Linked DNA regions of Homo sapiens: region 1 is linked to region 2. Evidence: chromatin loops called from intact Hi-C (ENCODE). Cell type or tissue: CD14-positive monocyte. All regions are shown on one strand. Links, peaks and the distances in the headings refer to the core of each region. The heading gives the core; the rest is flanking DNA. Region 1 overlaps KIF13A (kinesin family member 13A). Region 2 has its middle 5.9 kb from the start of KIF13A.

Region 1 (2,810 bases), core at 129-2,628, 84 kb after region 2:
TTTTAAGACTTTGCTGTTACTGACTTTATTTCAGAAGTTTATTGCTTCTGTTATAAAGTTGGCACATCTTTATTGCAGACAACATTTTTGACAAAAACTAACAGTTAATTTAAAAAATTTTTTGACAAAAACTAACAGTTAATTTTAAAAAAAATTGTCTTACTATTCATTTCATTGGACTTCAGTAGTCAAACTATTAAACTATAAATGCTTGATTCTGGCCTGTAGGATACCTCTTACATTGGTAATAATATCCTACTTTTTGGTACTCAAAAATTCAAGCTGTTTTGGGAAAGGAAACTGAAAGCTGTTTGGTCCCTTGGTTTCTGTTTCTAATTTTGGAAATACACATATAGACCATGTGTTTGCTTCACCTTTTATTGCCAGCTTTTCAGGTCATGAGACGGTACTTCTAGGTTCTCTATCTTTTCAGGTAATGAGACAGTACTTCTATGTTCTCTAGCTAGCGATATGGGTAATACCCACTACTTATCAAATTGAGAAAGTAAATGCACATTTTAAAATGTTGGATCTATTTTTAAATACGGACTATTGTTAAATTTTAGACTGTTATTCCTATGTCCATTTTGTCAGTTACCTTGGCCTCAGTTTCACTGTCATGGAGCTGTATTGTACCTTACATGTAGGTATGGCTGTATGTGAGACCAGATGTCAGGTGTGGTTGTCCTGAAGTGTTTGTAGCATACTGCTCTTGGCTCTTTTCTGAAGAAATTAATATCATAGTTTAGTTCTTATAAATGTGTCCAACTTTATACATATTTATATAATTCTTTCCAGAGTTTTTTTTCCCCACTCTCTCTCTCTTTTTTTGTTTTGAGACGGAGTCTCACTCTGTCGCCAGGCTAGAGTGCAGTCGTGCAATCTCGGCTTACTGCAACCTCTGCCTCCCAGGTTCTCCTGCCTCAGCCTCCCAAGTAGCTGGAACTACAGGCACGCACCACCACACCTGGCTAATTTTTGTGTTTTTAGTAGAGATGGGGTTCACCATGTTGGCCAGACTGGTCTTGAACTCCTGACCATAAGTGATCTGCCTGCCTTGGCCTCCCAACGTGCCGGGATTACAGGCATGAGCCACCATACCTGGTCCCCCATTCTCCATTCTTTCCCTTCCTCTATCATACATATTTTCTTTAAAACCTTTTTTTTTTCCTTTTTTTTTTTTCTGAGACAGAGTCTCACTCTGTTGCCCAGGCTGGAGTGCAGTGGCGTGATCTTGGCTCACTGCAACCTCCGCCTCCTGGGTTCAGCGATTCTCCTGCCTCAACCTCCCAAGTAGCTGGATCTACAGGCACGCGCCACCACACCCGGCTAATTTTTGTATTTTAAGTAGAGACAGGGTTTCGCCATGTTGGCCAGGCTGGTCTCAAACTCCTGACCTCAGTTGATCCACCCGCCTCGGCCTCCCAAGGTGCTGGGATTACAGGCATAAGCCACAGCACCCAGCCAAAAACCTTTCTTTTCTTCAGGGAAAGAACCCTGTTTTATAAGTTCTGTCATTCTTCAGCTCCCCAGTACCCTTTTCCCAGATGAAATTTAGTTTCAGCAATGTTGACATTTTGCGTGTATAATTGAGGAGGACTATTTGTTGTAACAACAGCAATGGCATCTAACATTTATTGAGCAATAACTCTGCATGCTAATGATGTACAGCATTACCCACGCCACCTCATGCCATCCTTCAACAGTGCTAAAGGAGTGCTCTTCTATTCCCGCTTTAGAGGCTGAGACTCAGCGGTTGAGTAAACTTGTCCAAGGTCAACATGGCTAGATCAAGGCAGAGCTAGGATTGTTTGACCCCCAATCCTGAACTCCTCACCACTGTGCTTCATTATATCTTGTAGAATTAAGCCAAATACAGTTATGCCAGAAGGAAGTAGTTCAAATATACCAAAGTAGTCCAAAAAATCAAACCACAAGTCTGTCTGCTTCAGTACAAAATTAGTTGTTTTTCTTTTTGAGTTTTATTGAAAATGAAAATAGATTAACTGGTAATTTTTTAAAAAGAAACAGGGTTTTTTTTTTTTAAGAAGGCATATCAGGATTAGCATTTTTTAAAATTACAAGTGTATTTTGAGTTCATTTTAATTTTATTTCTTTAAGACAGTCTCGCTCTGTCGCCTAGGCTCGAGTGCGGTGGCATGACCATGGCTCACTGCAGCCTCAATCTCCCGGGCTCAAGCGATCCTCCCACCTCAGCCTCCTGAATAGCTGGGACTATAGGCACGCACCATCACACCTGGCTGATTTTTAAAAACAATTTTAGTAGAGACAAGGTCTTACTCTGTTGCTCAGGCTGGTCTTGAACTCCTGGGCTCAAGCAGTCCTCCCATTGTGACCTCCCAGAGTGCTGGTATTATAGTCATGAGCCACCATGCCCAGCCTCAATTAATTTTTAAATCTGTCAACAATATAATAAGTATCAATTGAAAGGAAGCCATTTTTTTCTTCATTCATTCCATCAGGTCTGCTTCAAGGTCTGTGACTGAAGTCCCATGTGGAAAGTCCCTTCACACTGTGGGGCAGTCGTTCAATCTTTGTAGACATGGTGGAGTGGCTAGGTGGAGGGGGCACACACTCAACAAGTCTTACAGATTTTTCCTTCAAGTTGTCTTTGTGTTCTGTCTTTCTGTCCTACTTTTTGTCTTGTCCTTGCAGTAGTGTCTTAACTTACACACGGTGAGGGCTGCAGTTGGTGCCAGGCAGAGGCTCACCAGTGCGTGTCTCACTGCTGACTCTAGATGGTGTGGCCTCTTACATTCACGCTTGAGTCTCACCCTCCTAAAACAGAT
Region 2 (2,810 bases), core at 144-2,643:
GTACCACCACGCCCAGCTAATTTTTGTATTTTTAGTAGAGACAGAGTTTCACCATGTTGGCCAGGCTGGTCTTGAACTCCTGACCTCAGGTGATCCACCCGCCTCAAACTCCCAACGTGCTGGGATTATAGGCATGAGCCACTGTGTGTGGCCTACCCCTTACTTCTGTCAAAAGGATTATCATCTTTTCTATCTCCCATAAATTTTGTAACTCTTTTGTGGAGACTACATATTGCATTGAACTGTAAAGCATAATATTTAGTGTTGTTTATATTGCTTATATTTTTTGTGCCAGAAAAATAGAGACGAGTCAAGGCAAATCCATTATCACCCTTAGAAAAACCACTCACGTGCACATTCCAATTATGTAGGTCGGCAGCTTTATTTCGGAAAACACATCTGAAGCAGTCACAGTGTGGAAGTGAGAGCTGTGGTTTTTGAAGACCTGCATTTAAATCCCAAGGCCATCACTTCCCAGGTATGTGACCTTGGGCAAGCTGCTTAAATTGTCTCTTTACTTTTTACCGGTTAGTTATAATGAAGGATGACAATAATAGTTTGTGCCTCATAGGGTTATTGAGAGGATTAAATAATGAAACTATGCTTGGTAAGTAGTCAGTGTTTAATAAATGTTATCTACTGTTAACTGTTGTGAAATATAAATGTTCTTGTAATAAATGGTTTGGAGTCCCTCCCTGGGGGAGAATTCTTTTTCCCTTTTCCATTGATGCTTGGCTTGACCGTGTGACTTCCTTTGTCCAATGAAAATTGAGAAGGGATGGGTACCATTCCTTTCTTTTTCTTTTTTCTTTTTCTCTTTTTTTTGAGACAGAGTCCTGCTCTGTTGTCCAAGCTGGAATGCAGTGGCATGGGCTTGGCTTGCTGCAACACCCACCTCCTGGGTTCAAGCGATTGTCCTGCCTCAGCCTCCCAAATACTGGGATTACAGGCGCTGCCACCACGCTTGGCTAATTTTTTGTATTTTTAGTAGAGACGAGGTTTCTCCATGTTAGCCAGGTTGGTCTAAACTCCTGACCTCGTGATCTGTCCGCCTCGGCCTCCCAAAGTGCTGGGATTACAGGCGTGAGCCACCGTGCCCAGCCAATGTGTACCATTTCTGAGCAAAACTTGAGGAGCTATTGTGTGGTCTGCCACCTTCTCCTTTCCTTCTGTTACAAAACCAGCGTTGACTCAGCTAGGGGCTGTTTCGTCAGCCTAGGACTCAGAAAGAAAATGATAGAAGCAAAACCACAAGCAGGCTGTGATGGACAAGTCATGCGTGTAGGGCATAAAGCTTTTTGTAAGCCACTGAGATTCAAGCGTTGTTGGTCACCATGTCATAACTTAGCCTAGGCTGACTCATGGTTGTTAAACTAGTTTATAGAAAGCCTCTTATTTAAAAGTATTTGACTGTTCTATGATTATTCTTTGATTCTCTGCAGACTTAAGACATTAGCAATTTTTAGATCAGCCTGGCAGCCTGATCTGCTACTTCTGACTGAAATAACTTTGGAACTTAGTCTTACATCTGAAATGGGATGATTCCAGAGTCCTTGGGATGTTTGTTATCTATCAGTTGTCTGCCAGTTCCTCAGAACCCATGGTGTTTCCAGTTTCTAAAGTAAAGCTATGCTAACAAGCTCTTCCTGACAAAGGAGCATAGACCAGGGCCCTCTTAGTGACTAGTACGCATGGCTGTATTCGTTGGCATATGGTGATCTGTGGGCATTGTAAGGCTGGCTGATGGCTGGGCCAGAGTGTTCTGTCAAGCAAGCCTCACCGGTCTTTCCATACCTCAGCCCCAGTCCAGGGCCTCTAGCCAGGCTGGGCCAGCTCTCTGATGGGCCTTTACCTGTATGCAGTGGGCCCACACTCTGAGCTTCTTCTCCTCGCTGACTCCAGAATGGGATACTGTCCAGCATCCCAAACTCTCCTGTTGTCATGATAGAAAAGTCCTTGCATCCCTCCTGAGTAGCTGGGACTACAGGCACACACCACCAGATTGTTGTTGTTTTAAGACACTAAATTTTGGTGGGATTTACTACAACAGTAACCAGAACAGCATGTTCTAGGGGAATGGAAGTCTTCAGAAGGACATGAAAGCCAGCCTCAAGTATCTGAGGGGCTTCAGGTATAGCAGGAGTTAGATTTGGAGGCTGGGCATGGTGGCTCATGCCTGTAATCCCAGCGCTTTGGGAGGCTGAGGCAGGTAGATCACTTGAGGTCAGGAGTCTGAGACCAGCGTGGCCAACATGGCGAAACCCCTTCTCTACTAAAAATACAAAAAATTAACCATGTGTGGTGGTGTGTGCCTGTAATCCCAGCTACTCGGGAGGCTGAGGCAGGAGAATCACTTGAACCTGGGAGGCGGAGGTTGCAGTGAGCCGAGGTTGCGCCACTGCACTCCAGCCTGGGTGATACAGCCAAGACCCCATCTCAAAAAAAAAAAAAAAAAAAAAAAAAAAGGGAGTTAGATTTGGCATGGGAAGCAGGAGAAGGCAGCACTTCTGTCACTAGGTGGAATGCCCAGGGATGCAAATCTGATTCTTCATGGAGGCCTTTCCTAGGCGAAGAACTTGAGGAGTCCCCTGACTGAGTTCAGCTTCTCTTCCAATTTGAGAACTCTGTCAGCGGAATCCAAGCACGGAATGGGTGGCCGTTTTGGGGGCTGTTGTAAAAAGGTCCACAGGACTCCCAAAGGCCCTTCAAACGCTAAAAAGACATAATTCCTAATGATGTAAGGCTAAACTGTTTTGAAAAAGAAATGTTTAGTAAACTTTTATTTATTTATTTATTTATTTATTTTTGAG

What was found. Hi-C counts contacts between places; a loop is a spot of excess contacts. Peaks named below come from ENCODE experiments on the same cell type or tissue, not always from the same donor. Only the 100,000 strongest peaks of a DNase experiment are listed, where the experiment ranks them.
Region 1: a loop joins it to region 2, with 2.1 times the contacts of the local background. A loop is called at or near these places in 18 of 110 quality-filtered maps.

Annotation. Positions count from the first base shown.
Region 1 is chr6:17,907,910-17,910,719 of GRCh38, reverse strand. All of the region lies in intron 2 of KIF13A (kinesin family member 13A), which reads left to right. Among named protein-coding and RNA genes, the nearest start is that of KIF13A, 78 kb to the left of the region's middle. In CD14-positive monocyte, for the core only: a CTCF peak has its summit at 2,534; a DNase peak (open chromatin) is centred at 1,669; H3K4me3 peaks cover 2,073 bases; H3K27ac peaks cover 2,500 bases.
Region 2 is chr6:17,992,108-17,994,917 of GRCh38, reverse strand. No RefSeq gene overlaps it. Among named protein-coding and RNA genes, the nearest start is that of KIF13A, 5.9 kb to the right of the region's middle. RefSeq lists an enhancer at 1,333-1,382. In CD14-positive monocyte, for the core only: no CTCF peak of the experiment used is centred there; a DNase peak (open chromatin) is centred at 1,247; H3K4me3 peaks cover 498 bases; H3K27ac peaks cover 2,025 bases.